2 separate regions of the Homo sapiens genome follow, and region 1 is linked to region 2. A link is a loop called in an ENCODE intact Hi-C map of the cell type or tissue named here. Cell type or tissue: gastrocnemius medialis. All regions are shown on one strand. Links, peaks and the distances in the headings refer to the core of each region. The heading gives the core; the rest is flanking DNA. Region 1 holds the start of ACSL6-AS1 (ACSL6 antisense RNA 1). Region 2 overlaps MEIKIN (meiotic kinetochore factor).

Region 1 (2,912 bases), core at 267-2,766, 190 kb after region 2:
GCATGCCTCCCTTTAGCAGCCTCCACTGCCCGCTGGCCTCCCCATCCTCATGACAGTACCTCTCAAAAATCTCACTCACCCTAAGCCCTGCTCAGGGAATGTGGGTCCACATTCCTGATGCTAGCACCAGGAAGCCAGGCACAAACAATGCTTTCAGGAACTTTAAAATATGAATAGCCTTGAGAACAGAGGAGCAAACAGATACACAGTGTCTTTCACACGCTCTGAGATAAACGTTGCCCTCACCATGAATTAGGCAGGACAAAGTTCTCAGAGCAAAGAGGGACAGCAGGGGCTAAAAAAACAGCAGTAGTCCCTTTGGAAATATTTACAGGGTATGATAACCAGGACTGATGGTGTGGACGAGTTCAGATCCTTCCACGCCAAGCCCTGGGACAGCAGGCAGGACCCTAGGAATACTGACCAGGGTCACCATCACCTCACAGGCACAGGGACACTCCCTGGCCAGGCCCTCCTGTGCAGGAAGCCAAATCCTGTGGCTGTAACACGATCCTTTGCCTTTCCGGCCATGTCCACGTTAGGACTGCTGGTGTCCCGGCCTCAGGAGCAATGATTCATTTCTGCCACTGGCTCAAACTTAGGACACACTGCAAACTAAGCTTGAACCAGTAAAGGGCATATGGGCTGCTCATGGCGAGGCCATGCACTCAGAGCTCAACTGCAGGTGGCTGGGGTACAAGCAGGATGGGATGCGACCTCCTCCAGCTAGAGGGAAGCTCCTTGAAGTAGGGAGGGTCCTGCCAATATATGGTTGGGGGTCACTGAGGTGGGGGGAGCAACAGAGGGATTTGCTTGCCTGCTTGTTCACTTAGGAGCCCTGCTGGTCTCCTGGGGACACGTGCTAGGGGAGAAATGCACAAAAGACAGAACCTGAGACATCCTTAGCCAGGGAGGGAGAACAAGGAGAGGATCCGAGCTGGGTGGGAAAGGGTAGAGAACAGGGCTATCGAAGAGGGACAGAAGTGGGTTGGTAAGTCACAGGAAGAGCCTGTAAGATGTTGGGGCCCCTGGCAGGAGCCCTCACACAGTGGCGGGAAGGAGGCAGAGGCCTGTCTGCACTGAGGACTGGGGCAGGAAGCTGAGGCTGGCAGGATGGCACTTAGCTATGGGAGAAAGGAAAAAGATGGTGATGGGTACTGTATATCTGCCTCATGCCTTCAGAGTCACAGCCCACAAGCTAATGGCACTCAGCCCTGGGGATGCAAAAGTGCCCCAGGCAAGCTGTGCTCCTACATCCTTGGCAAAGGGATTGCTGCTGCAGCCAGGATCCGGCATGGCTCCTTCACCTACCATTCCAGAGTCACTGAATTTTTTTGTAGACTAGAAAGTGAGCAAGACAAAAAGAGTTTTGCCCTTGGTTAAGGGCACATTTTCTGGCAAATTTGGTAAATAGCTGAATATTCTGGCATCCCCATAGTCTGACAAAATTCCTCTTCTGAATGCCTCAAGAAGAAACAAATCTGAATTTCCTCCAGTTTAGCAAAAGGCTGTGCTGGTCAACGGGAATCTGCCACCTCCTGAATCCCCCCTCTGGAGGTCAGGCGGCACAGCAGCTGCAGCCTTAAGCTGCTCTCCCTCCGGCAGCAAGCGGTCAAGTTCTGCTGTTGGCCTGTGAGAGCCTACAGTGTCCACAGAGTTAACATTAGACTGGAGCGGCCCAGCCCTCAGCGGGCAGGAGCACTGGGAACTCAGGCCTCCTTTTCAAGGCCAGGATGAATGGGAAATATGCAAATGGCCGCCTCCCAGGAGCGGCAGGGGAGGGCCTGCTGCTGGCAGGAGGGCATCACTCCACTTGGGTCTGTCACATGAAAGGGTTTGTATTCCTGCCGCTGGCCGGCTCCTGGCCAGGCTGGGGCTGTTCTCACCAGAAAACAAAAATGTCTTTCAGACCAAAGCAAAACGAGGCCCCAGCTGGCCCAGGCAGGCCATTGGGCGTTGTTCACACTGACCCACTATGAACACCAATCACTGGGGCTCTCACTTTGCACCCACTGGAAGGAACCCATCATCTTTGGAGACGGAACTGGAGGCCTCGGTGGCTGCTGAGGAAAGCACTACGTAAGTTCGGGGGGATGGAGGTGGGATCCAGAAAGAGGGTCAGCCCCCTCTGAGGCTCTGTTGGTTTTGTGCTTTTCGAAAACAGTAGTGGCGGAATCTGGAGTAGCACCCTTTTTTTGGATAAGGAAACTTCAGTTATTCTCACAGTGTTGATGGTAAACATGGAGAAAGAAATGGGAAGAAAAAAGTGCTGGTACACAAGAAGACCCTGCAGTGCACAGAGAGGACTTTCAATAATGGAGGGCACGTGTGTCCTCTGCCTGGTGCCCACACTCCTGCTGCCACAAGTGCCCTCGAGTGGGAGGTGGGGATAAGGGCAGCCCAGAGCCCCATGTGCGGGATCACTAGCTTCCAGGGCTGGGGCTCCTTCTTCAACCAAGGCTCCATGCCAAGGTCAGGCTTCTATCCTTTTTTTTTTTTTTTGGCTGACTTTCAGCAGCCAGAACACTGCTTCTCTGACACCCCATGGTCACCAGGAGCTGCCTATTAACCACAGCACAGACCTTGTGCCCTGTGGAGCATGGATGCCACTCAGACTCCCACTACCAGGAGAAATAGCACAGCAAGATCTCAAGCACACATGTGGCCGTTGAGCCTGAGAGGACATCTAGGACAAAACCACTTTGGAGTTGATTTTGAACCAACAGGTGGGTTGGTGGATGCTCCACAGATCTCCTGAAATCCAAGGGAGATATGTCTTGTCAGCCTCTGGGGCTAAAGGAAACTGGTATTCGTTTGGGCCACACAGTATCTTCATGAAGCCAAGGTGCCAGGCATGTCTCTGTGAGAGGTCATGGAACTGTCCAGGGAGCAGAAGCAGGAGACAGAGGAGA
Region 2 (2,912 bases), core at 281-2,780:
GCACTGGCTGGCATACTTCATCTCTTTATTTTCACTAGAACAATGGTTCTGTGTCAAAGACTATACACACTTACCTGACATATTCTTTACATGAGGTGGCATAACCCAATTTACCATCAATGACGCTAACCAGTCAGCATATTTTAGGCTTTTTGCAATTTGATAAAAACCAAAGAACAGGCTGGGTGCGGTGGCTCACGCCTGTAATCCCAGCACTTTGGGAGGCTGAGGCAGGTGGATCACGAGGTCAGGAGATCAAGACATTCCTGGACAACAGATGAAACCCTGTCTCTACTAAAAATACAAAAATTAGCTGGGCGTGGTGGTACGTGCCTGTAATCCCAGCTACTCGGGAGGCTGAGGCAGGAGAATCGCCTGAACCAGGGAGTCGGAGGTTGCAGTGAGCTGCCACTGCACTCCAGCCTGGCAACAGAGTGAGACTCTGTCTCAAAAAACAAGCAAACAAACGAACAAAAAAAAAAAAACAAACAAAACCAAAGAACAGTTTTCAAAAGGGAGATGAAGAAAGCTAAACTTGAGAAATTAACCTAACCTATAGAAACAAATAATTATTGCATAATGAGTGATTATTATATGTCACACTCTTTACAAAGATTATCTCTAGTCCTCACAACAATTCTTTGAGGTAAGAACTACTATTTTACCAATTTTACAGATAGGAGGCTAAAATTCAGAAAGTTTAAGGAATGTGCTTATGTAACAGTTAGGATTTGAACTTAGGGATGTCCTATTCTTAAGTGATTTGTACTACCATCTTTCGGATACTCGAATAAATATGTTTCCACTTCATTTGTCATATATCTGTGTGATACTTCTGCCTGCTATTATTATCTAGAAAATCAAATTTCTCACTAAAGATAACATATGCATCCAGTTAAAGGCCGTGATTCTACAGTACTAGACTGAGATATGAATTCATAACACATAATTTATCGTCTCTTCTGGAGCTCAAAATAGAATAAAAAAAAATCTTAAAATTTACTATAAGGATAGCTGCAGGTTTTGTCTGATTAGCCAAAAGGTATTATTAGACTTCTCTAACACCTCAAAGTTAAAAGTGTCCTCTCTTGGGTTCCTACAGTGTCTTGTTCTAGTTCTGATTCTACAAGTAATAAGCTCTGTGCATTTGGGCAAGTCACTTAACCTGGCCAGGTCATTTTTGTTATATGTAAGATGAGTAAAATAGACTAATGAAATGGTTCTCAAATGTTTGTGCTTACTGGAATCACTTTCAAAATGCAGGTTCCTGTGCCATCTCTAGAGACTGAAGTTTACCAGGTCTGTAGTTATTCTGGTGAGGTAGTCAGAAGGACCATGCATTGAGAAAGCTTAGACTAGATGTTTTCTACAGCCTCCTTTATCTGGCTGTCACTATTCCAACGACTTACCCACACCACCTCCTCTATCACATCTCTTTGGTTCACTTTCACCATTGTTTTTTATTTAATCAGCATAGTGCCAGTTATTAATGAACAAAAATCATACTGATCACAGTCCTAGACTGAAATTCAAAAGTGAATTTCACCCTGTAGTCCTGATTAGATTACTGCCAAAATAGCTAAAACTTTAAATGCCAGGACTAAAAATAGGCTGCTGCATGTTTAAAATAACATGATCACTAGTTAGCTTGGTGCTTTGCTATTTTTACTAAAGGAAAGAGAGAAGTGGCCAGAGGTTGAAAGGGAAACAGGAGGCAGCTGTTACGGTGAGAGCCTAGAAAGAGGCCAGGAGATGGCACCGTTAGTTCATTAGTTCAACATTAATGGGGAGGGGAATTAAGGGCAGTTATCTCTGTAAATTAAACTAAAAAACTTCAGTCTGAACACTCAAAAGAACCTCCCAGACACACTTTGGTTTTGATTTGTTGCATACTTAAGTCCAGAATTTTAACAATATCTAACGTCAGAAACTAATATGACAGGCCAAAAAGATCAAATTAAGAGTGTTGCTAGTGTTATTTGTAAACTTTTTCTTTTCTTTTTTTTTTTTTTAATTTTTTATTTTTGAGACGGAGTCTCACTCTGTCATCCAGGCTGGTATGCAGTGGTGCAATCTCGGCTCACTGCAACCTCTGCCTCCTGGCACCTGCAACCATGCCCAGCTAATTTTTGTATTTTTAGTAGAGACAGGGTTTCGCCATGTTGGCTAGGCTGTTCTCGAACTCCTGACCTCAGGTAATCCGCCCACCTCGGCCTCCCAACGTGCTGGGATTACAGGCATGAGCCATCATGCCTAGCCAACTTCTTCTTTTTTTTTTTGAGATGCAGTCTCACTCTCGCCCAGGCTGGAGTGCAGTGGCACGATCTCGGCTCACTGCCAGCTCTGCCTCCCGGGTTCATGCCATCCTCCTGCCTCAGCCTCCTGAATAGCTGGGCCTACAGGTGCCCATCACCACGCCCAGCTAATTTTTTGTAGTTTTAGTAGAGATGGGGTTTCACCGTGTTAGCCAGGATGGTCTCGATCTCCTGACCCGCCTGGGCCTCCCAAAGTGCTCGGATTACAGGCCTAAGCCACTGCGCCCAGCCCGGCCAACTTCTTCTTAAAGTATAACAAATACACAGAAATGTACACATATGTACAGCTTGATAGGTTTTCACAAACACAACATACCTGTGTAAACAGCACTGACATAAGGAAACACAACATTATCGGCACCCTAGAATTCCCCCTTGTAATCCCTTCCAAGTAATGCCCCCACTCCAACAAGGGCATCCACTATCGTGATTTCCATTATAGTTTAGTTTTGCCAAGTTTTATACTGTATGTAGATAATATTAAATATACTCTACTGGGTCTGGCACCCTTTGTTAAACGCATCATTATGTTTGTAATTTTGTATATAACATGTAATATGTAACAGTTGCATATAACTTTATATTGTTGATTTTCAC

The links. Hi-C counts contacts between places; a loop is a spot of excess contacts. Peaks named below come from ENCODE experiments on the same cell type or tissue, not always from the same donor. Only the 100,000 strongest peaks of a DNase experiment are listed, where the experiment ranks them.
Region 1: a loop joins it to region 2, with 13 times the contacts of the local background. A loop is called at or near these places in 79 of 110 quality-filtered maps.

The regions. Positions count from the first base shown.
Region 1 is chr5:132,001,733-132,004,644 of GRCh38, forward strand. All of the region lies in intron 1 of ACSL6 (acyl-CoA synthetase long chain family member 6), which reads right to left. It overlaps ACSL6-AS1 (ACSL6 antisense RNA 1), which reads left to right and starts at 1,841. Exons shown (of 2, transcript NR_183256.1): 1 at 1,841-2,079. RefSeq lists an enhancer at 22-617. In gastrocnemius medialis, for the core only: a CTCF peak has its summit at 1,523; DNase peaks (open chromatin) are centred at 549 and 1,641; H3K27ac peaks cover 2,500 bases.
Region 2 is chr5:131,809,348-131,812,259 of GRCh38, forward strand. The region is part of intron 12 of MEIKIN (meiotic kinetochore factor); the gene reads right to left. Among named protein-coding and RNA genes, the nearest start is that of FNIP1, 14 kb to the left of the region's middle. In gastrocnemius medialis, for the core only: a CTCF peak has its summit at 1,736 (motif pointing right); no DNase peak of the experiment used is centred there; H3K27ac peaks cover 1,980 bases.